3 separate regions of the Mus musculus genome follow, and all the other regions are linked to region 3. The links are chromatin loops, found by intact Hi-C in ENCODE. Cell type or tissue: left cerebral cortex. All regions are shown on one strand.

Region 1 (8,000 bases), 56 kb before region 3:
AAGAGGAAACAGACTGAGCACTGTCCTTCTAGAGTAGGGTAGAAGGCACGCTTCAGTCAGAAGCTAATGTTTCGGAGGTGCCTGGCATTCAAGGTGCTGGGGTGGAGAACAAAGGTCAGCGGGGTGGTCACAGAAGTCTCTGAGGTGACCTTCTCCAGTGCTCAGGAGGTAGGAAGTAGCTAGCCAGCAGAGGTGCCAAGCATCCGAGGGAAAGGCAGGCAATAGGAGTAGCAGATGCTGAGGCTGTGGGTCAGGATAGTGCTGGTACATTTGAGTCCCGAAAGGCTTGGTGTGTGAGATGGTTATTTATTTATTTATTTATTTATTTTACCATCCTTCTGTCTGTTAGACACAAGACCAAAAGAAAGGTGAGGCCGGGTGCAGGTGCTGGGGCTGGGTGCGGGGTCTCCCAGCTGCTGGTGGGGACTTTAGGTCACACACCTTTGTTCTCTGCCCATGTGCTAAGCACCCACTCCATCCTCCAGTCTCCTGTTTCCACTCTCAGTGCTAGGCATAATGAATAAGGCACTGTGTGTGCCTTGTGAGAGGAGGTTTACACTTCAAACACGGAATGAGCCCTATGACATTCCACAACAGGAGATGTGGCCAGGGTTCTCCCCGAGGCAGTGAGCCATGCACTAGTAATTAAAGGATGTAGGGATACATGACAGGTAAGCCAGACAGATGTGAGAAGACAAGGGGTTGGGAGAACGAACGGACAGTAACGGGTGTGGGCAGGGAGGGCAGAGGACCAAGTTAAGGAAGGAAAATACGAAGGCTGGCAGCTTCACGGTCTAGGAGGATGCAAGGTCATCTACCGAGGGTCAGAAAGTCAATGCCAGGGCTGAACTCCAGGTCCCACCTTGCTAAAGATGCCTTTGTCTTAGGTAACCTTGTTAAAAGGTATTTCCTTCATGCAACACTCGAGTTCCCATCTTACAGTGTGGCGTGGCCATGCAGTAAGATGACCCATTGAAAGTGTTGAGCGCAGACCTTGTAGGGAACTGAGCCCTAGATTGTGTGCATTGGTGATGTGATTCCCCGGGGAGACACCTGTGCACTGTGGGAATTATGTCACCCTGCAGCATTCCTTCCCCCAGGTGTTCAGCAGCAGTAGTTACAACTCACTGACTCTGGCAACACCTGTCTGCACAGGCACCAACATTCACCTCCTCGTGTATAAGGAGACGACACACACAGTGATGACCTCCTTAAAAAGGGCTCTGCCTAGCACACGAATGCTATTAGCCATTAGCCGTGGTGCAGTGGGCTATATTCCCATATTTCCATAATATGGCATGGGAACAATAGCAAACTAATGACTCAGGCTTAAATAGCTGTAAGAAGCCTTGTACTGCACCCCGTCCCCTTCCTGAGAAGCAGGGACTGGGGAAAGCACCCTCCTGTGGGCTGGTGAAATGGTGCTGTGGGCACAAGCACTTGCACAGTTCTGATAACCCGAGGTCAATTCCCGGATCCCACAAGGTGGCAGAAGAGAACCAACTCCTGAGAATTACGCTCTGACCTCCACCCACTGTGGAAGCCACTTGTGCCCCGAACCCCCGATAGAAATTAAAGCAGGCGGGCTGAGAGATCGCAGGTGTTTGGGATTTGGCTCTCTGTATTTGCTTTCTGAAGGGAATGACCTTTGCTCTGGGAAGGCCTATGCCCGTTTCTCCAAAATACCCCCTCTCCCTTTCTCCTGCTCGCTTCTCTCAGAGCACCTGTGTCTGCTTTCTTGCTCTCAGACCCTGGAGTCTCCCAAGGTCCCGGCTCTGGTTTGGCTCGTTTACTCAGAAGCTTCTCCATTTAGCCACTCCCACTCCTGGAATTCTTTCATGAGGCCAGGAAGAGAAAAAAAAAAAGAGCTTCAGGGAAGATTCTAGACTGTTCCTTCCACCAGCTCTGCCTCTGGACCCTGCAAACCAGTAGCTCACCTCTTGCCAAATCTCTTCTCTCTGGCCAGGCTAGTACCATGAATGGCATGACTCTTCCCTCCCTTCATCTCCATATCAACGTTTATCCGTGTCGTGCTCCTTCCTTGATGGCCTGCAAACTGTCAGGTGAATCTGTGTGGTGTATGTGAATGTCTGTGGGTCACCTGCTGGGACTTCAGACTACAGTTGTGGCAACTGGGAGTGACAACCTGCACTGCCATCCTGCCAGCCCAATTCCACCTGCAGGCGAAACTGTTCTCTGTGGTACTGTGGTACTGTGGTACTGGGTCTTCAATGGAATATTCATGTGACAGGTACCTTTGCAGTGCTCAGTCCCCTGCTGCTCTGTAAGGCACTGCTCACCCTATCATCTCAAGAGACGCTGTAGAATGCCAGCCAAGAGCACAGAGCTCTGAGCCCACACTCCCTGGGTTTGAATCTGTGTTGTCACTGTCTAGCTCTCTGACTGTGGGCAAGATACTTAAAAGCCCATCTACAGAATAAAAAAAGAAAATAGATTTATTGAGCCCTCACTGTGCACCAGCCGCTGTTAAAGCACTTCATAGGTATTTCCTCATTTCCATAACGACCCTTGTAGGTAAGTATCCTTCAGACCCACACAGGGGTCTTTGTGGGCCAAACAAGAAAGTGAATACAACAGTATTTGAGTGCACAGTGAGTGGCCAGTAAAGTGAATTATTTGATATTTATTTACCCCACTAATGTCAAGTTGGGCCACGGAAGTAGCCATATTAAATAAAGTTAGAACTAAGAAGGCCTTGGCAAATGAATGGCCCAGCCTTCACTGTAAATGGAGACACAGAACAAAGAGATTTGCCCAGAGCTACCCAAGGATCCAGAGGCAGACTGAGGTTAAAATCCAGGAAGCAGCCTCTGGATGGTACTACAGTCATGACACCAAGAGTCAGCCGGGGTTCAGCTTTGGCACAGTCTCCCGGCACATCAACTCACAGACAGAAAGAGGGCTTGTTGGCTAGGGACCGGAAGTAAACTGTGACACTCTAATTTTAACCAAACCTCTTTGGACAACCATCTCCTGAAGGCCCAATGCCACAGTAGACTGGAGTTCCTGACATCCCTACCCTGTTGGCCCTCATATAACCCGAGCTCAGCTGAATCCTTACAAAACCGCCCAGGCTTGTCTTTCTTAGCTGTGTAATCTCTATCCATTCCTTTCCCCATCTTGGAGCCTCAGTTTCCCCAAAGATATAGGCCAATTTAGAAAATTTGCTTCTCAAAGTCAATTCGTGTCTGCCTATGACTCATCAGAGCATCTGGTGTCACAGCCCCTGGCATGGCCTGCCATCACTCTTTAAATGTAGGAGTCGAGGACACTCAGCTCTTTGCTTTGATGTTTCTGATGCCATGATCTGTTTTCCATGGAATCAGTCATCCAGATGTCCTCTGAGCAGGAAAAGCAGAGACTGTAGTCCTCCATCATTCCCTGACACGTAGCCATTCCGTAACCTTCTCTGACTGCTAACGCTCTCACTAGCCTCACCACCTGAGAAACAGACCCTCTAAGAAGAAAACTGGTTTCTGGTGCTCTCTGAGATCCTGCCTGCCGAGGACCTCTCCCACGCTGGCGTGGTTCAGATGGAGTCCCAGAACTGGAATGACAACATCTGAGTTTGAATCCTCTGTTTTTAGGCAAGCACCTGCTTTTTTCTGGGCAACGAGGAAGCTGAAATGTCCCATCTCTAAGGCCCTCTTTGTGGCGTCGCCTCTGTAACTCTAGTAACTGCCTCTCCCAAAGGAAGCGGGCATTGTGAGACTGAACAGTAATATCCTATAATTAAACCACTTTCAAGCCTGCTGTGGTAGTGCATTCCTGTAGTTCCAGTATTTAGAAAGTTGAGGCAGGAAGATTGACAACAAACTCTACATCAACATGTGTTGCACAGTACGACCCTACTTGGGGGCAAAGAGAGCAAGGGCTGGAGAGATGACTGAGGCAGTGGGGAAGTGCTTGCTAGGTGAGCACGAGCACCTGAGTGTCTATCCCTGGCACGCGTACGGAGCTGCACAGGCCTGTAACATCAGTGCAGGGTGAGTGGGACAACAGGAGGAACTGTTGCTGAGGCTTGGTGGCTTTCAGCCTCGCTTCAGGTAGAGTGAGAGATGCTATCTCAAGAGAAAAAGACAGCGAGCAACGGAGAACACCTAATATCTATCACCCGTGCGTCAGGTGCTCACATCAGGTGCTCACATCATCTGCACATTCATGGGCACACAGATGTCCACCCCCACCCCCGGACAGCAAAACCCAGCAACCCCAGTCTGTCATGCATTCGACTTGTACATAAAACTAACCATGTCCCTTATCTTCACACTAATTGTGTGAGGCAGACACCCACACCCTACACATTAAGCAAGAGGAGAATGGGATTTAACCTCAAAAACACAAGATGAATCTCAGATAATTCACACAGGACCAGGCCTTGCCTGTGGCCAGTCCACAGCTCTACATTTCATTGTCTCTGAGATGCCCATTTAAAATTATTTATTTATTTTTATGTTGTGCATATTGGTGTTTTGCCTGCATGTGTTTCTGCATAAGAGTTACAGACAGTTGTGAGTGGTGTTTGCTGGGAACTGAACCTGGCTTCTCTGGAAGAACAGTCAGTGCTCTGAACCACTGAGCCGTCTCTCCAGTCCGAGATGCCCATTTTAAAGCACCTTGGAACCCGGCCTGTCTGGAACTGTGCAGGACTAATTCTGGCAACATGTCACCGCTGTTAGTCAGGCTACATCCTCAAGGAGATAGATATCCTGCCAGTGTGAGCGCAGCTACCAATGGCACCAGCACAGCTCCTGGTGGAATGGATGTCACAGGCTTGAGATGAGATCCCACTGGTAAAAGTGAGCTCTTTCAACTCCCAGGAGCCACATGCTGCGGGGAGGGGAGGGCGGAGGAGGCAGTGAACAGACCTGTCTAGCAACATTCCGAACACCGAACCTGAAAGTAGAAATTAGGTTAAGGCACAAGTGCCAGGCAGGCGCTGGAGCCCAGCAGCCAAAGCTCAGGTTCCTGTGAGGGCCAGATAACAAGGCTGTGCAGGTAACACAAAGGACAAGGTTAAAGGCCCAGATATCAGCAACTTAGTGAAAGATCAACTAAAGGAACCGGTTCTGAACACATCTTAGGAACATGGGAACTTGATTTCACACATGTATTCTTTTGTACTTCTCTACACACTGGTGTGTCAATTAAAACAAACACCTGTTTGACCCCACATGCCTGTGACCCCAGGTTTTAGAAGGCCATCCTGATCTACATACATAGTGGGTTCAAGGCTAGCCTGGGGGTACATTAGACCCCACACCACCCCTCTGAAATAATAAACATGCAAGTTTGAAACGTTTCTTTCTTAACAAAACAAAACAAATATGATACAAACACTGTGATTAATTAAAAAAAACAGTACGTCGTGGTTTATGGTTGCAATGTATTACTTTATATATTCTATACCGTGTGTAAATAACAAATTCCTAACATATGATGGCACAGAGTAAGCATTTCTATCCCAAAGGGAAGGACTGGGGTGTAGAATAATGACATGTTTCTATTTGCTTCTTTGTTGCTATGATCACCAAAAGCAACTTGGACAGGGATGGACAGGGATGGATTTATTTGGTTTACAGTTCCAGGTCACAATCCATCATCGATGGAGGTCAGAACAGGAACTCAAGGTAGAAACTGAGGAGTAGTAGCTATGAAGAACACACTGCTCAATGTGCGTGTTCACTAGGTTATGTTCTTAGACATCCCCGACACCCCTGCCTAAGGATGGTGCCACCCACAGTGAGCCGGGCCCACCCATATCAATCATCCATTAAGATAACCTCTCACAGACTCAGAGACGGGTCAACCTGATCTGGCCAGTTCTTCAGTTGAGGGTCCCTCTTCTCTGACTCTGGGTTGTATTGAGCTGACAATAACCACCAACCAGGACACATGCTAAAGTAAAACCAAATCCATCAGGGGGAACATGAACTCCTGCAGCACCATGTCTGGCATATGGAGCTTGCAACATGATCGACTGGGCTCCAAGAGGCTTAGACAGCCCCATTCCTGTACCTCTGCCACTTACTGCATTCATGGCTTCCCTCTCAGGTTTGAGCCAGCTCCAGTGGTGAAAAACAAACAAACAAACAAACAAGGTCTGTAGACTCCCAAGTGTTTGCTGATCACACCACAGAGGGAAATCTACATTACCTACCCATCCAATTTTCCCTAATTTAATTTTCAGGACCACAGAGGTCCACAGAAATTGCAAAGAAAATAGTTTTCCCTTCTAAGAAGTATAATTTTCTTTAATTCCCTCCATCTTTTCTTTCTAGAGACAAAACTGAATAGAATGTTGCTTCCAAGGGAGAGTCTGACTGGGTAAGTCAACACGAAGCGCCAAAGTGTTCTGAGCTGAAGGCAATGGCATTAAAGCCAGCAGCACAACACTCGGACAATTAAAAAGGCTATTTTGGGAAGCCCTGGAAAGAGGCAGATACAGTATGAATTATTCATTCTCACTGCAAGGATGACTTCAGGGCATTGTCCTCTCCGTGGGCGCTTGCTCTTTCCTGTTCATTCAGTCAAGCAGAGACGGGGAACACAATACCCTGGCCTGTGCGCTCGTGAGTGCACGTATACACCCATAGGCACGCCACCACAGGGAAGGCAGGATGCCACTCCAGATGGCGAGCCACTGGAAAAGAAACCCGCACACAGTTGGCAGATGCATTTAGCTCCAGCGCCAGAAGAGAAGGTCTGAATTCCCAATTGGCTTGGGAAGAGTGAGGGAAAGAACGAGGGAGACACATGCACACGGATACAATGGCTGTGGAGATCACACATGCACGGGAAAGACCTTGTGGCATTCCTGATATCCCACGAGCTTCCAGCTCAGACTGATTTGAGTAGGACACAGACTAGCTGATCCCAGTGTCCCCGCTGAGATCCCGAGTGTGGCTGATAGCACCAGGGAGCCTTTTGTGAGCCCACCTAGGGTCTGGGTATGCCTGGCGGGTTTGGTGCAGGTGTGCCATCACAATTCTCAACCACTGCCCTTCTTATAATGACAGGAGTGGCATTATATCCACCTAGGAGACTTTGGTCCAGTCCTTCCTTCCTTCCTTCCAGGACAGGTATTCATGGTGTCATTTGTCATAACACAGTCACTGTCACCTAGAGTTGGGTGAAATGTTTCTTTCTCCTTGGGGACATGAGAGCAGCCTAACAGTAGCTCAGGGCTTTTCCATGTGCTGTGCTGGGAAGTTCTCACTGTAGTCTTGCTACACATTTCTTTTACATTGCCCTGGTCCAGATGGTGCCTTCCTGAAGCTGTGTTAAGAGTGATTGGGGTCACTTGGCTGTTCAGAGATGGGCTGGAGATTTGAATGTGGGTCTTTACTGCTGCTCTGAAAATGAATGGGACAGCTGATTCGATAAAACTGGGTGACCAGAAGGAGGGATTTGTTAAATACCATGTAATTAGAAGTCACTTCCAGGAGAAGCCTCCCTTTATAATATCTGGATAGAAGGAAAAATGAAGGGGTTACTTTGGCAGAGAAGGTAGTTGGCTGAAGGAAACAGGAAAGATGGGAACGTATATTAGGTAACCAGAAGGAGACTTCACTCTCAGAAAGCAACCTAGGAGCCGCTGTCACGATCTAAGATCAATCACACAAAAGTCAGAGAAGGATTTAGCAGACACAAGGTCCAAAGAACCTCACTTGTACTGAAGGCAGATGCAGTAGTGACTTGCCGTTGTGCAGCAGCAAGCTTCTTAAGACTGGAGATGTGCCTCAGGGGTGGGACACTTACTGAGCATTCGTGTTCCAGTTCCAGAACGAGCACATGCGTGGTGCGCGCGCACACATGCACATGCATACAGATTAAAAGATTCAAAACGAAATCTCATTTTCTTTCACAAAAAGACACCCCCTAATTAAGAAGTTGGAAATAAACCCGAATCTAAAGCTATTTTTTTTCTTTCCACAACAGGGCTTGCTATCCATGGACATCGCTATCACCCTACCTCA
Region 2 (8,000 bases), 65 kb before region 3:
CCCACAGCTGCCATGGTTGTTCCTCACAATATATAGTGTCCTACCCGAGTAGGCACTTCAAGATCATCCTGGCTAATTTTTTCAGTTCCTGTTCTTACTGAAGTTATCCATGTTGTCGGTCTGTATCAAGTTATGAAGAAGTTGAACAGTTAAGCATACTACAAAGTGTACGACCAAAAATATCCTTCCCTGGCTTTTATTCTCCCCACAAAAAGGCAGCCACCTCGACAGTATCTTAGTTTATTGTAGACAACCACTTCACTCCATCTTAAGCTCCAGATCTCATCCTATACACACACTCTCCATGCAAGGTATACAACTACTACACTCAGCAACTTTGCATCTTCTCTCCTACCCCTTGTGCTGGGATCACAGGCCTGTGCCAACATACCCATCCCTCCTGTTTCTTATACACACCACACACTAGCTTTTCACAAAGTTAGCAACACAGTATTTTCTGACAGTGTGACACAACATGAAGAGTAGCTTTAAAAAAAAAAACAAAAACAGTTGAACATCTGGGAAACATTCAACATTGTTACTATGCAAAGAACTACAAATTAAAACTAGCCAAGTAATAGACTAAGCTTATGAAAAAATTAACTAAAAATAAAAAATGAGACCCTGGAACTGGATTTGACCTGAATGTCCTCTCCTTGAAGACTAGCTTTATTGTACCAGTAGGTACATACAAGCTTCCAAAGCAAGGAGGCAGCCAGCAGTCTTACCCAGCATGGCATGATAACCCTAAGGGGGCAGTAGTGGCACAATGCCTTGGTGGTAACTAACTGCTCTCTAATTGGATTTAAGATCCGACCAACAAGAGGGTAACCACTCAGTGCTAATGAAGTCTTGGTTATGGAAGGAGAATCTACAGCCACTAATTTACTAAATTAGCATAATCCTTGACAACAATGTATAAACATTTATCCTTATACCCACTGACAAGTGTAGTCTCCTTATCAAGAAAACTTCTCTTTGCAACAGGAGACCACTACAGAAAATTAAAACCAATCAAAATGCAGAGTTGTAGAGCCCAGTTCCAAATGGATCTGCTTGTTAGTTTTATGTCAGACAACTAGAATTGTCTGAGAAGAGGGAACCTCAACTGAGACATTGCTTCCATAGATTAACCTGTAGGAACGTCTGTGGGGCTAGTGGTGTGGAAGGGCCTAGCCCACTGTAAGTGGTACCATCCCTAGGCAGGTGGTTCTGGGTTGGATAAGAAATTCACTGAACAAGCCATGGGGAACAAGCCAGTTAACAGTATTCCTTCAGATCTCTGCTTCAGTTCCTGCCTCCAGATTCCTGCCTTGAGCTCCTTCCCTGATATCCTTTCACAATGGACTTGTAGGCTGTAAGCTGAAATATCCTCTGACCTACATGTTGCTTTTGGTCAGGGTATTTGTTCCAACAACAAAAACCAAACTAAGACAGATTTAGTGAAGAATTTTGCCCAAGAACAGAATATATGCGTAAGACCGCTCCGGGTTCATAGCTCTGAATGATTAAAGCTGCAATGTTCACCTTGCATTTGTCTCAATATAGCCATCTCCAGATACAGCATCTTCCAGCCAACAATACTACTTCCAAACCAAAGGTAAAGCCTGTGAGCTGGTTAAACCACCAGATAACATCTTCCCGCTTGGTCTCATCTTATTACCCTCAGCATGTGCACACGTACACACACACACATACACACACACACACACACACACACACACACACACACAGACACAGGCACCCCACTTCTGCCATCATCCCCTGGAGAATTAGCTCCGCCACAGCCTGCTGGTCCCCCCTCCCTTCTGTTTCTCCAGCAACTCCCAGAAGCACGTTAAAATCCCACTCCTGCCATGAGACTTTAATGAGGGGGATGCTCTCAGCAATTTGAAAACAGGGTAGGGCTGATTAGGGCTCCGGTCCATCAGCATTTAACCCAGCATCTGATGCAGCCCTCCAAGCATTGACCTCATTCCCCATACACACTCAATTAGGCATATTTACTTCTCATTAGCTGGTAAGCAATCATGAGTGCTAATAAAATCCTTTCCTATCCTCAACAATGACATTAACGCCATTAGCTGTCTCTCAGATACCCTTCCATGTTTTGTTGCCAACACAGTCCGCTCATTCATCTACTTATTCATGCATCCACCCACATAGGCCCTTCTCTACTTAGCAAGGGTTAAGTGCACAACTACTGTGTATCTCCTCGGGAAAGGCTTAGAACTGGATAGAATTAGACACAGCAGCTTCCCCAGAAGACAGTGATAGCAGGTAGAGGAAAATTAGAAGGGGAAGTGGAAGAACAGAAGTACAACTCCATCCTTCGGCATCAGTTCAAATCCCAGGTCAGCCACATTTTCTCCTTTCCCCCTTGTTGAGATGGGCCCAAAGCTACACTGGAAACGTCACTGTTTTCCAGATTGGCCTCAGATTCATAACTTTCATTCTCAGCCTCTTGGGGTTGGGATTACAGGTGTGCACTACCATGCTCAGCTTCAGCCAGGTTTTATCTCTGAGTATTGAGCAGCCAATCGATACCTCTAAAACTCAGTAAGATGAAGATAATCAGCCACAGGGGCTGAGTACGACACTGCCTACTGAGACTCTATTGCAGCACACAGCAAGAGTGTACACTCAGGATGCAGAGGGGAGTTAGGAGTTGGTGGCCTATTATCAGCCTTCAGACTGTGCCAGACTAATCCCATTCCCTTTCGTCTTCCTCTTGCCTGCAAGGATAACAACCATCTTACGGTTCTAAAGACTTAGCATTAAGATGGGGAAAGTCTGCCCCTCTGCATCTCTCTTCAGCTAGGCAACTCTTCCCTGTTCTCCTCCACTTCTCCCACCACAACACACTTCTGTCTTTCACAGTTCCCCCGTCACGGTCCCAGAAGGCGAGAGCAATAGTGGAGATATTCATCTTAGATTGATTACTATGGTCACACATAGGAAATGAAAGTCGGCTGGCTCACATGTTAATCTACTAAGGACTTACATACATCTACATAAGATGCTAGGAGTATCTAGCAAGCTAGAAGCTTGCTAGGGCTTCAGATACTCTTATGAGCAGCTATTTTTTTAATGGGAAAAGAAGCCATTCATAAACATATGCAAAAATATGTATGTAGGCACACGTACAAACACACGATTGGCAATATTACAGAAACGATATGCTGACTTTATAAAGGAGAAACTGTCAGCCTCTAAAACTGAGGAGCAGGCTAGAGCTGAGAGAAGTTTCAGATTCTATTAAAAAAAACCTTCTGAACTGTTGTTTTCACAAGAGCATACATTATCTATCTATATCCGCGCAGACATCTCTAAGTCTACATTAAACAAAACACAATCTGCCTTCAAGGCTCGGCTGGTGCGTCTGTGGAGGTGGGCTCGAGAAGGGAAGGGGACAGACGTGGGGACGGGGCCTGGGGAGGGGCAGGGAGGCAGAGAACTTACTGGTATTGTGGTCTATGAAGTAATCTCCGACCTGTGGGTCGTATGCTTCTTCCCATCCCAGCGGTAACTCATCACTGATGCAGTCAGCGAAGGTGAGTGGTTTGGTGTACCTGGCAAGGAAGACGAGAGACAGAGACACAGTCCGTTAGCCTGCATTTCCCAACACTGCTGCGATGTGCTATTTTCCGAACTCCCCATTCCTGCAGATCCAGACATTCTGTGCCTTGATTGTCTGGGAAGGGGAAGCTGTTCTACAGTAGCATCAGGGTAAGGATATGGGGGGAGGTCTCTACATTCTAGTCCAAATATTTTACCTCTAACGTGGCAGTGACTTCGGCAAGTCATCTTTCTGTCTGGACCTTGGGTTTCTGCATCTCCAGGTGAGAGTTTGCACAGCAGCTCTAAGGCCAAGTCTTGGCTCTGTGACTCAGATTCCAGCCCCTTCTGGCTTTTCCACCTGTAGCTGGCTGGCCCGCCCCGCTCTGGTCTTTGTCCTGGCTCTGTCTTTTATTTGTCATGCCCACTTGCCCTTTGAAAAGCTGGCCTCCCGTGAGCTCTAGAGCAACAGACGCTCCAGCCCCAGCAGTCTGGGCCAGCAAGCCGCATTTATTTGCTGATTGAGTTGGATCTCAAATGCCTGCACCCACTGCTGGCTCTCCTCAGCCGGGCTGCTCAAACTGATCATTTGGCAATAATAACTCTCGGAGGCCCCATCTCGTAGGGTGTGAACTGGTAGGGTGTGAACTGGTGGTCATCACCCAAGCCTTAGTGGCAAAATCAGACAGATAAACAAATCACGTAACTGAAGCAGCCAAGGCGTGTCAAGGCTGGAAAACTGCACCACACACCATTTGTCCAGGGGTTCAGCGAGAGAACCGGGAGCCAGGAAACTAACACATGGCATCAGTGGCTTCCCGAGACAGCCACTTCCAGGTGTCCCCAGTGCTGCCTCTGTCTAGAATAATCACATGTTTTCACGCCCATGTGGGGGTCAGAGGACAACTTTTGGTTATCAGTTCTAGCCCAAGATAGGGTTTCTCTTGTTCTGTTACTGTGTGACTCCCACCATGCAGCAGGAATTGCAACTTTGTACCACTGCTGGGCTTTAGAAAGGGAATTTAGGCCAGCAGGCTACACAGCTGCCATATTTATCTCCCTGGCCTTAAAATACTCATTCTAATATTCCCGAGTTTCTGTCTGCTCTTTCCTCATTCCAGTCAGTTCTGGAAGCCCAAGAGACTGTTTTGCCTTCTTTCCACAGATTAGCAAGCTGAGGTACAATGGAACAGGAAGGGTGATGCTTTGACCATCTCTTCCTTAACCTGGATGATTGCTCTCTTCTTAGACTCTTTGCTGTAGGCCTATGTGTTAGAAGCTTGGCTCCTGGCTGAGTGCTATAGGAAATGATGGAGCCCTTAGGCAGTGAGATCACTGGAGGTGTGCTTCCTGAAAAGGAGAGAGTGGTACCCCAGCCTTTTCTTCTCATCTCTTGCCATCTGGCTATGAAGTGAACAGCTTTGCTCTGTCACATACTCCTGTCAAGATCTGTCGTCGCCTCAATACAAGCTCAAGGCAAGACAGTCATTTATAGACTGAAGCCTCTAAAATGGCTTTTCTCTCTGCAAGCTCGTCGTTGTAGGCATTAGATAGAGAGATGGGAAGTTGATGACATCTAAACCAAACGTAAAGCTACATAGGGACAAGGAGACACAGTGACACTGAAAAAGCCACTGGCACACCAGACCCAGACGTGTTCACCCGCCTGCTTCATACTCAGGGTTTCAGAGACTGTGACCTGTAGCCACCAATTGGCTTTGGTTAATAATTCATTCCTGCATTGTGGGAGACTGTGGTTCCATGTGACTGGGGCCAGGGGTATGTTTTTATAGGCAACAAACTAAGAACTATAATCAAATAAGGATCCAATACGCATTGTTCTTTGGTTGTGTAAGTTGGGCAAGAACTTAATCTCCCAGAGCCTCAGAAAATTTCATCTGTGAAGTGGGGACTAATGTAACTCTTCAGGTTGCTGGGTAGGTTAAATACGGTCATGTCTGAAGTTAAAATATGTAGCAGGAATCATATCTGAAGTTAAAATATGTAGCAGGAAAGCTGGGGGTGGGGTGGGGGGGGTGAGGCGGCATGGCACGGCAGTTAATGTGTTTACAAGATCATCAGAGTTTAGCTCCCCAGAACCCACAAAATGCAAGGTGAGAGTGTGGCAGCCCACTTGTAACTTCAGCCTTGGAAGGCAGAGACTAGGAGTTCCTGGAGCAAGGTGGTTAGTGACACTGTCCATCCTGGGATGCTCTCTCTGCATCTGGCTGACAGTCTCTCTCAAAGAGTAAGTTAGATGAGTGACCAACGAAGATCCCTGATATCAGTCAACCTTGGGCCTGTGTACCTATGTGTGCCTGTATGTACGAAACACACAAGGGGAAACTGGGGCTAAGAAGGCTACAATAGTCTTTCGTTTGTTCATTTTATTTTATCTTTTGTTTGTTTTGAGACAGGGTTTACTACGTAACCCAGGCTGGCCTCAAACTCCTGGTATGTCTGTCTCCAGCCTCCTGAGGGCTAGGGTCACAGGTTCACAACAGTATGCCTGGTTAAAAGCCTATAATGTTCTCAAGAGAGCTGGAAAGGAAAAGGAAACTGGGCAAGAGGGGAAGGGAAGGGGGGGAGGAGTGGGGAGAAACAGATTTGAGTTACAATGTTGTCTGAGGCTAGGGCTATAACTCAGTAGGCAATACTCACCTGGCATGCTCAAAGTCCCCAGTCCATTCCCCCAGCATCACATACAACTGTGTACGGGGTACACACCTGCAATCCATGAAGTTGGGGGCGGGTGCTGAAGCTCACGGTCAGCCTTGGCTACACTGCAAACTGGAAGCTAGCCTAGGCTACACGAGACTGAACTTACAAAAAAAGAATCTAGGCAGGTATGGGAGCACATGCGTTTAATCTCAGCACTCAGGAGAGGCAGAAGAGGCAGGGGCAGAAAGGGGCAGAGTCAGAAGCAGAGACTGAGGCCAAGCTCTGTAGGTTTGAGGCCAACCTGGTCTCCATAGCAAGATCCAAGACAGCCAGGACTACATAGTAGGAACCTAACTTAAAACAAAGTAAAACAAAGAAAAAAACTAGATACGAGAATTTTAACATAGTTCCAATTTTACGTTAAACTAAATTTGTGGTAACAGTTATAAAGTAAGCATAATTAAGTATTGAACAACGTTTTTATCTAGGCCTACAAAGCATGCTATGAAAGCCATGTTCCCTCTCTGGGTAGTAGATGTTCTTGTTCAATTTTACAAACGAAAGCACATACTTAACAATGCATAGTTAGTCTACCAGCGGTTCCAGTGCTAGATCCCAGAGTCAAAGCTTTGCCAATAAAGAAAATTAACAAGACCCAGTAGGTCTCAGAGCAACGTGGAGCTGTGCTAGCACAGAAGATGTGTGAGACAGACAAGGGACACTGAAGTTTTATACGATGCGTTTTCTCAGCCATTGGTACAAAGGTGTTCACTAAACCTACACCATCCATGGCTCCTAGATGCTTGGTCTCAATCCCAGGACAATCTGTTGAGGTTCCCACTCACATATCCAAGCAGACACTAACCACCAGGCTCTCCCAGCATCTCTTAGTCCCTTCTGGCTGGCATTCGCTGACCCCAGCTGCCCCGCTTTACATAACCCAGATACTTTGTTATACCAATCCCCATCCCTTTTGGTCTACCCTTTGCTCTCTTGCCTCAATAGCCTCTCTTGGGTGGTGGCTTTTCTGTCCTCAGCATGGCCCAGCTTAGTCTGGCCATGTTCACTCTGGGCTCTCCCAATGGTCCTTGCCTCTTTCTATACTCTCACTCATATCTACACTATAACTTCACCTCCACAGTCCCTAGGAGAGGTTATGTCCTTCCTCTTTTACTTCTTTTTTTCATTCACTACACATAGGACAGTTAAGTGTTTCCAAGTCATGAGTACAAATTCAGGCTCTCAAGGTACCGGGAAGCAAGAATGTGGACAGAAGAACAGGACTCAAACTGCATCAAGAATCCAGGAATTCATCAACTCCACACACTGCTCAGGTTTCCATCAAGAAGGTGAGGCTCTCTGGTCATTAACTGTAGCATCAGTGACATGAAGGGTATGAGGAAGATACCGATTCCTGTCAGCCGTAACTACAGACATTTTACCAACAGGAAGGAACATGCAGCCATAGGGCTCGTCGTTAGAAAGAGCAGCTAAAAGAGAAAGAAAGGCTTTGGGTTTTTGTATTTGGGCTCCCCCTTGGATGCTCAGTGTGCTTCTATGAGAAACAGGAAAGTTGCTATGGGAAGGAACTCTACAACTTACAGAAATCTGGACAGAAAGTTCTCTCTGGAACAAATGCCAAGAGGGAGATGAATAATTCAGTGTGCAGAGAGGTGTCATTCAGAGAATCAGTATGAAGAGAAGTGTTTTAGCCTCTCCCTCTCCCCCTCCCCTCCCCTCCTCCTCCTCCTCCTCTTCTTTTTCTTCTCCCCCCACCTCTC
Region 3 (8,000 bases):
GGTAACCGGAGACACTATTTTGTCCTTGGTGGCTGAGAAATCCCTTTTCCAACTGAAGGACCATTTGACTTACTTCTTTGAAATTCAGGGGAATGGGCAGGCATGGCTGTGATGTGCGCCTCAGATACACACACACTCAAGGAGTGGAATTTTCTTAAATATGTTTCTTTTCATTTGTTTGTTTTACACCATTAACTCGTTACAGAGATGAAACTAACTACTCTGGGGGAATTTACCTCTCCTCCCTCACCCCTCATGTAACCCCGGCAGCTCTTTTAAGCTTTGTTAAATTGACCCAAGCTTATGCTCCCCATCTCTCCCCATCATAACTCCTCTTCTGTCTCAGAAAAAGCTGGGGTACGGAGAGACAGGAAGGTTGAAATCACAGCCCTGGGAGCCTCATGGAGAGCACTCAGCAGACTGCTACCATCACCCACGGAAAGGGAAGCCCTCAAACCTCACCTAGGTTAAGCTACGAGCCCATGCCCACCTTGGCAGGGTTAAAAGGGACAACCTCTAACCAGGCATACAAGAGATTTTAAAGATGGAGAAGCTGTGCCCCCAAACTCTCAAGGCTGGCTGGCCACAAGAGTGATCTGCAGCCCTGACCCCAAGCTCGGGGCTTCATAGAAACTCAGTGCAGGCGGGATGGAGAGGCAGGCAAAAGTAAAGACTGTGCGCAGCTCCGGCAAGCACTGCTATGGCTGTGACATCTCACCAAGGCAGTCTGCTGAACGCAGAGGTTGCTGGGCCTGGCCTGGTGCAGACGGTGATTCATAGTAAGTAGTGTAGGCAACGTAGAGGTGTATCTTTTTAAAGATTCTTTTCTATTGATGGCACTAGAGATTGCTAGTTTCCCATGAGTAAAAATGATAAAAAAAAAAACATTTTTTAATGACTTGGTGTAAAGGCAAGCATTAAGCAACAGTTCAGGTAGCCAGAAAGCCACACATGTGGCACACACCTCTACAACCTGGCATATTATTACCTTCTAGTCAAATCAGTTCTTGGGAAGCTACCCACTTGCCCTCTTCCAAGGGCAACGCATGACTGGCATTTTTTGAGAAGTTTTCTATGTTGTATTATTCTCTCAGATGCTCGGTCATCATCAAGGCTGGCAAAGCAGTGCTCATCCACAAACACAGCACCTTGGCTCACACAGCACCCTGTCTCACACAGCACCCTGGGCTCACACAGCACCCTGGGCTCAGCTGCAGGGACTTATGCTGGAGGACACATAAACTTGAAGTTGTCTGTTCTAAGGGGTAACAAGTTGCCAAGCTTCCCAACACAGTTACAAAGCCCCCTGGAGTACCTCGCTCTGAGAGGCCTGGGGAGAACTAGACAAGATTAGAGGTTAAAAGGCAGAGCACAAGGACAATTTGTAAGTGGAAATAGCCAAACACTAGGAGCAAATCACATCTCTGGGTTCCAGATTTTTCTCTTACGTTTAAACACGGGGAAATAAGCTGGGTAAAGTGGTGCTCACTTTTAATCCCAACCATCTGGAGGCAGAGGCAGGTAGATCTCTGGGCCAGCCAAGGATACCCAGTAAGATCTTATCTTGAAGCAATACACAAACAAACAAGCAAGGGGAAATTGGAGTTGATAGTTGGTGAGATGGCTCGTGGGTTAAGCGGTTTGCCCCTGAGCCTGACCCCTGACTTTGATAAACGGAGGCTGTGAAGTGGAAGGAGCTACTAGACTGTAACAATTGTCCACCCACCTCCATATGCACACACACTGTCAAGCAGGCATACACACCGTTATTAAACACACACAGAGAAAGAGAGGGGGAAGAGGTGGAGTGAGGCATGTGGGAAGGAACTGGGCTTGCGTTTTCTAAAAACTTTCCAACTTTTGGGTCTCACTGTGTAGCCCTGGCTGGCCTGTCTGTCTAGCTTCTGAGTTTCCACTATCACTCCTTCCTTCCCAAGCAAACCATTCATCAGACACAAGGGGAAACTGAGGCCAAAAGATCAAAGCAGCCTGTCTAACACTCTGTAGTACTAGCGCTGAGCAGAGTAGGAACTCAAGAAACGATGAATGAATGAATGAATGAATGAACGAACGAACTCATGAGGAAGTGAACTCATTGCTTCCTACGTTTTTCTTTAACCCTCATCTTGCTATACACCCCATTCTGGATGTCTCAGATCCCCTTCATCTGAACCCCATAAAATGAAAGGCTCAAAAAATTCATCCTGGGTGGCTTTACGTGCACCAAACCCCCAAGGTCACAGACCAAGTGAAAATCTAACATTCCTAGGATACTTTGACCACACTCCTTCTTGGCAAAGGACGACTCCCCTCCTTCCTGGGCAGATGTGGGCCAGGTGTGAGTAACTGAAAGTGGGAAGGAGTCTGGGATGATAAGACTACCTGCCTCAGGAAAAGCTCATGCTACGCACACCCAGCGAGGTGCCCACCAAGGTCAGGATTGTGGAGAAGCCTCTGGCCCCAGAAGGAAGGGAGGAGAGGAGGCTAGGGCAGGCAGGGCTTTGCCAGAGGCCTCTCACCTCTATCTGCATCCTAACAGCTTCCAACTTGCTGTGAGATTCCTGGAGAACCAGTCTCCCTCTTTTGCCCTCCCCCGCGCTCCCTCCCTCCCCTCCCACCTCCGGCTTCCCCAGACTTGCTCCAAAGCTTTTCTCGGCAGCCAACGAAGCACCTGTCAAAAAAGCTGCTTTCTCTTCGCCAGAATGTCCTTCCTCCAGTAGTTTCCCAGCGACCCGTGGGCTCCCTACCACCCCTCCATGCCAGATCACCCCTCCTCAGCCAAGGGAGTTCCCAGGGAAGATTCGCTTCATCTGGTTTTGGTCTTTGCCTTCACCCTGGCCAGACGTCGCTTTCTAAATGAGCCGGGGACCCTGCTAGAGCTTAAGGTCAAAACTCTGGGCAGGTGCTACAAGGGCCTAAGTCCTCCACCTGGGACTGGCTGCCGGCAGTCTGCTTGGCGTCCGCCCCTCTCTGCAGCTCTTCAGAGCTTTGTACTCCTGTACAGCTCAAGGAGGGGTGAGGATGTAGAGGGGGCAAACTAAGACCTGTTAAGAGACACGCAGAGTCCCCCTGCACACTAAGGGCAGGTGCGGCCCAGGCGCGGTGCCGGGTCCGGGTCGGAGCACTCCGGGTCCTACCTGTCCCGCGGGTCGATCCAGCTGGTGGTGCGGTTCCTGTGATCTATGTAGTAGACCTTGCCGTCGAAGTCGCGCGCCTCCTCCCAGCCCTCCGGCAGGGGCAACTCCGGCCGGGGCATCTTCCCGAGCCTGGCCCGCGCTCCCCCATGCAGCTCGCAGCCGCCACGGGGCTCAGCGGCTCGGGCTGGCCGCTTTGGGTCCAGGCGGCCGCCGAGGCAGCATGATCGGGGAGTGGCGCCCACGGATCGGGGGCCCTAACGGGGGCCGGCCGGGGTGGCGCCTCTGTCCATGCGGCCCTGCGGCCCCAGCCCCACGCCGCCCGCCTCTCACGCTGCCATGTGCGCCCGCCGCGGCGCCCAGCCGGCCCGAGTCCGCGGCCAGCCAGCCAGGAGAGCGGCCCGAGCCGCCGCCTGCCTGCCCCTGCCGCTGCGCGCTGCGCTCCACGCCGCCGCCGCCGCCGCCGCCGCCCGCAGCCTCTGCCGGAGCCCCGCCGCGCGCCCCGAGACTTCTGCCTCCGCCAGGTGTGGCTCCGGCGGTGCAGGTAACTGCGCTGCCCCGGAAACGGGAGGCGGAGCGCCGGGCTCCAGGGTTCCCGGGTCTCCTCCCCGCGCCCAGCGCGGCGAGGGCGGGTCCTAGAGCCCGAGACGCGCCCCCTCGTGGGACAGTCCCAATCGCCGACCACCCCGTTCTGCCCCAGGAGGCTAGGCTCTCTCTACGCCAGAGTGTCCGGGCTCTTGGCGCGTGTGGCCCCAAATCTTGACACACCCTGTTTTCTGTGATTGAGAACCAGGAGTCAGGCAAGAAGTGGTTAAGTGAAAACATTCTTGCAAATCGGCGAACATAAGTTTTCCAGGATCTCTCGTCCCTTCCCCCCCAGCACTCACACCATCTGTCTTCCTCCTATTCAGTTCTCCCCGTGTTGTTTCAACCCTCCTCTCCGTAATTTGCAAATGTAGCTGGCTTTCCTTAGGGTCCCTAAAATTAGGAATGCTATGGATCTGCTTCCTAAGAGGACTTCCAGCGGGTGGCAAGGGAGGAGAAGGAAGGACATATTTTGCCAGTCATAGTGAAGTGCACCTGTCTCTCGGCTACTCAAGAGGCTGAAGAAGGATTACTTAAATCCAAAAGTTCCAGGCTGAGTCAAACTAGCAAACACGGGGGGGGGGAATAAATAAATAAATAAGGAAGGAAGGAAAGGGAGGGGGAGAGGGAGAGAGAGAGAGAGAGAGAGAGAGAGAGAGAGAGAGAGAGAGAGAGAAAGAGAGAGAAGGAAAAGAAAGAAAGAAAGAAAGAAAGAGAGAGAGAGGGAGGAAGGAAGGAAGGAAGGAAGGAAGGAAGGAAGGAAGGAAGGAAGGAAGGAAGGAAGGAAGGAGAAAAGAAAGGAGAAAAGAAAAGGCAAACCCTGAAACAAGAATAAGTAAATGTCTTGAGACATTAGCAATATTGAATTAAGGGGAAAAAGTTCCCTCTTAGGTTTGGTGTTTCCCCCAGTGCAAATGTAACTGTGCCTGAGGCAGGAAACTGGACTGGAAGAACGAAGTCCAGCGCCTTGTCTGAATCAATCCCTTAATGTGGGGAGTAACCAGTTAACTCCCTGTACTGTGTGGGGATCCCCTGTTTGATACACAAGGCGTTTTAGGGTGGGCTCCTCAAATCTAAATGCCCTGAGGACATAGGGGACGGGTGTAGCTCCTCCTCCATCCCATCAATATTATACTTCGAAGCCAGGGATCTCAGATCTCAGGGAGGTCCTCACCACCCACCCAACTGCTGGGGAGTTCTCCCTCCAGACTTCCTGTGATGGGCAAAGCCTTCACAATTATAAGTACTTCTAGTGCCCTCCTTCCCCCGTTCTGTTAGGATCAAACTCCAGGCATGCATCCTCACTGAACCAAACCAGCCAATCTGTTTTGAGTTTTTGCCTGGGAGACCTCGCTCTGCCTGGCCTTATACTATGGTTATCTCCCCTTCCTACCTCTGCCTCCCAAGTGTGAGATCACAAGTGTGAACGAACCATCACTTCCAACACGTGCTGATCTGATACGAGGCTTGCGTTTTCAAGTATGATCTCAGCTAATCTTCACGACAAAGCCCTGGATAGGGTACTGTACTTCTCCTCGTTCTGGAGATGAGGACACTGAACTTCAAGATGGCCAGGGATGGAGCTAAGAAGAGACACAAGCACCCTAGCACCGGTGAAACCAATGGTTGAAGGGTCAACCATTAATGCTTCATTGTATTTAGATCGAGGGTTTGTAATGTTTTTTTAGATTCTTGCTATGCAGTCCAGGGTGGCCTTGAGCTCAGCATCCTCCTGCCTCTCCCTTGAGAAAAATGTGATAATGAAGAGTCCCTCCACCTGGTTGGGAAGAGCAAAATGAAATGAGAAGCAGGGCATCATGGCGCACGCCTTTAATCCCAGCACTTGGGAGGCAGAGGCAGGTGGATTTCTGAGTTCGAAGCCAGCCTGGTCTACAGAGTGAGTTCCAGGACAGCCAGGGGAACACAGAGAAACCCTGTCTCAAAAAATTAAAAAAAAAAAAAAAAAAAAGAAAGAAAGAAATGAGAAAAATAAGGGATTAAGCTATCACCAAGGGGTCCACGTGGAGCACCCTGGCTGATCTGATGACCAGCACACTTTTATAAAGTGTGGCTCAACTGAACTATTTTCTGCTAAAAAACACAGACAACCCATGTCTTTTCCTTCCTGAAAAGTACGCTTGTCTGCTTATGACACATCCAACTAGGGTGTGTGTGTGTGTGTGTGTGTGTGTGTGTGCCTTATTTTCCAAGCTTCCTGGATGAATGTGTTGTATGCCAGATGCCCACCGCTTGGCATTTTCCAGTGGCTTGTTCCTCTATACCTTTAGACCATGCCTTGGAACAGCAATTGGTTCCTTAAAGCTTAGGCCTTAGGATCCCAGGTTATCTCCCAGAAGCTGCAAGCAGGGTGATGTAATCTACAGATGGTGGCCTGCCCCCCTGCAATGCCGGGTGAATCATCTCTAGGCATTCAGAGGCCCAGGGCAAGCACGCCAAAGGTAAAAGCTGCTGAGCCTTATGATAGGTTGAGTTGGTTGTTATTCTGCAGGTGACTGAACCACAGGAATCCAAACTGAGACAGGCAGCCTTCCTGGTCTTCCTTTTAGGAACTATGGATAACTTTGGGGCTGAGCAGAGACTACCAGCCACACCCAGTCTGCATTTGCATTCACTGTTAGGCAGCTCATGGGAGACAACACCACAGGTTGTCATGATCTTTTTTTTTAATTTGTTTTTTTTTAAGATTTATTTATTTATTATATGTAAATACACTGTAGCTGTCTTCAGACACTCCTTACAGATGGTTGTGAGCCACCATGTGGTTGCTGGGATTTGAACTCTGGACCTTCGGAAGAGCAGTCGGGTACTCTTACCCACTGAGCCATCTCACCAGCCCCCCCCCTTTTTAAAGATTTATTTATTTATTATATGTAAGTACACTGTAGCTGTCCTCAGATACTCCAGAAGAGGACATCAGATTTTGTTACAGATGGTTGGGAGCCACCATGTGGTTGCTGGGATTTGAACTCAGGACCTTCGGAAGAGCATTCGCCACTCTTAACCACTGAGCCATCTCGCCAGCAGGTTATCATGATCTTAAAGTCAGTGTTCACTGCAGCAAAAAAGAAAGGCCAGGTTCCGCACATGTCTTAAGAGATGGGGCAGGCTGGTGAGATGGCTCAATGGTTAAGAGCACAGACTGCTCTTCCAAAGGTCCTGAGTTCAAATCCCAGCAACCACATGGTGGTTCACAACCATCCATAAAAAAATCTGATGCTCTCTTCTGGAGTGTCTGAAGACAGCTACAGTGTACTTATATATAATAAATAAGTAAATAAATGAATAAGTAAAGAGATGGGGCAGCATTTCACGGGGAATGAGGAGGGGAAACTGAGTGTGGTGGGGGAAGGGAGAGAAAGAGAGGGAGGCTGGAGAGATGCTCACTGGGTAAGAGCATGTACTACTTTCTAAGAGGACATGGTTTCTGTTCCCAGCACCCACATCTGGCAGCTCCTAACTGCCTGTATCTCTTACACCTCTGGCCTGAAGGTACCAGCAATCACATGTGCATAGACACACAATAAAACCAATAAAGTAAATAGTAGGAGGAATGATGGAGAAACAGAGACAGTGAAAGATAGGGAGAGAAAGCTGGCTATCTCAGAAGTGGTTTCTGGCTGGCATCTGCATGCTTTAAAGGACTGGAGGCTTGGAGAACCTCTCCTGGGTTTTGTCTTCCCACTCCATGACTATACCTCCCTACCTCATACCGTCCGACCCACGGGTCCTGGAGACCACACACTGTTATGTTCGGTGACTGAGCCAATAACATCCCCTCTGTTCAGTCACGTGTTACTTGAGGTTCATAACCGTGCCCTGGAGTTGGTGGTTTCAAGGTTGAGAAAATACATTCAAAGCCAGGCCGGGCAGTGGTGGTGCACACCTTTAACCCCAACACTTAGGAGGCAGAGACAAGTGAGTTCCAGGACAGTCAGGGCTACACAGAGAAAACCTGTCTCAAAAAAACAAAACAAAGCCAGAGAGAAAGTCTGGGTAGAGCAAACTTTGGCAACAGGAGAGTCTAGGCAGAAGACATTTCTTTTTTGTTTTTTTGTTTTTTTTTTGAGGCAGGGTTTCTCTGTGTAGCCCTGGCTGTCCTGGAACTCACTCTGTAGACCAGGCTGGCCTCGAACTCAGAGATCTGCCTGCCTCTGCCTCCCAAGTGCTGGGATTAAAGGCGTGTGCCACCAAGCCTGGCTCAGAAGACATTTCTAATTTACCTCTGGGTCCTCAATGCTTAATACAGTGCTGCAAAACAAG

The links. A loop is a pair of places that touch in the nucleus more often than their neighbours do. Peaks named below come from ENCODE experiments on the same cell type or tissue, not always from the same donor. Only the 100,000 strongest peaks of a DNase experiment are listed, where the experiment ranks them.
Region 1: a loop joins it to region 3, with 4 times the contacts of the local background. A loop is called at or near these places in 8 of 42 quality-filtered maps.
Region 2: a loop joins it to region 3, with 2.6 times the contacts of the local background. A loop is called at or near these places in 6 of 42 quality-filtered maps.

Annotation. Positions count from the first base shown.
Region 1 is chr11:35,920,857-35,928,856 of GRCm38, forward strand. All of the region lies in intron 1 of Wwc1 (WW, C2 and coiled-coil domain containing 1), which reads right to left. Among named protein-coding and RNA genes, the nearest start is that of Wwc1, 56 kb to the right of the region's middle. In left cerebral cortex, a CTCF peak has its summit at 1,464 (motif pointing right); DNase peaks (open chromatin) are centred at 168, 438, 4,765, 6,662 and 1 more place.
Region 2 is chr11:35,911,714-35,919,713 of GRCm38, forward strand. It overlaps Wwc1 (WW, C2 and coiled-coil domain containing 1), which reads right to left. Exons shown (of 23, transcript NM_170779.2): 2 at 3,463-3,572. Among named protein-coding and RNA genes, the nearest start is that of Wwc1, 65 kb to the right of the region's middle. In left cerebral cortex, no CTCF peak of the experiment used is centred here; DNase peaks (open chromatin) are centred at 3,394, 4,174, 4,929 and 7,846.
Region 3 is chr11:35,976,834-35,984,833 of GRCm38, forward strand. Wwc1 (WW, C2 and coiled-coil domain containing 1) reads right to left here and starts at 3,694. Exons shown (of 23, transcript NM_170779.2): 1 at 3,138-3,694. The coding sequence starts at 3,256. In left cerebral cortex, a CTCF peak has its summit at 3,791; DNase peaks (open chromatin) are centred at 730, 1,217, 1,712, 2,667 and 2 more places; H3K4me3 peaks cover 2,787 bases; H3K27ac peaks cover 1,747 bases.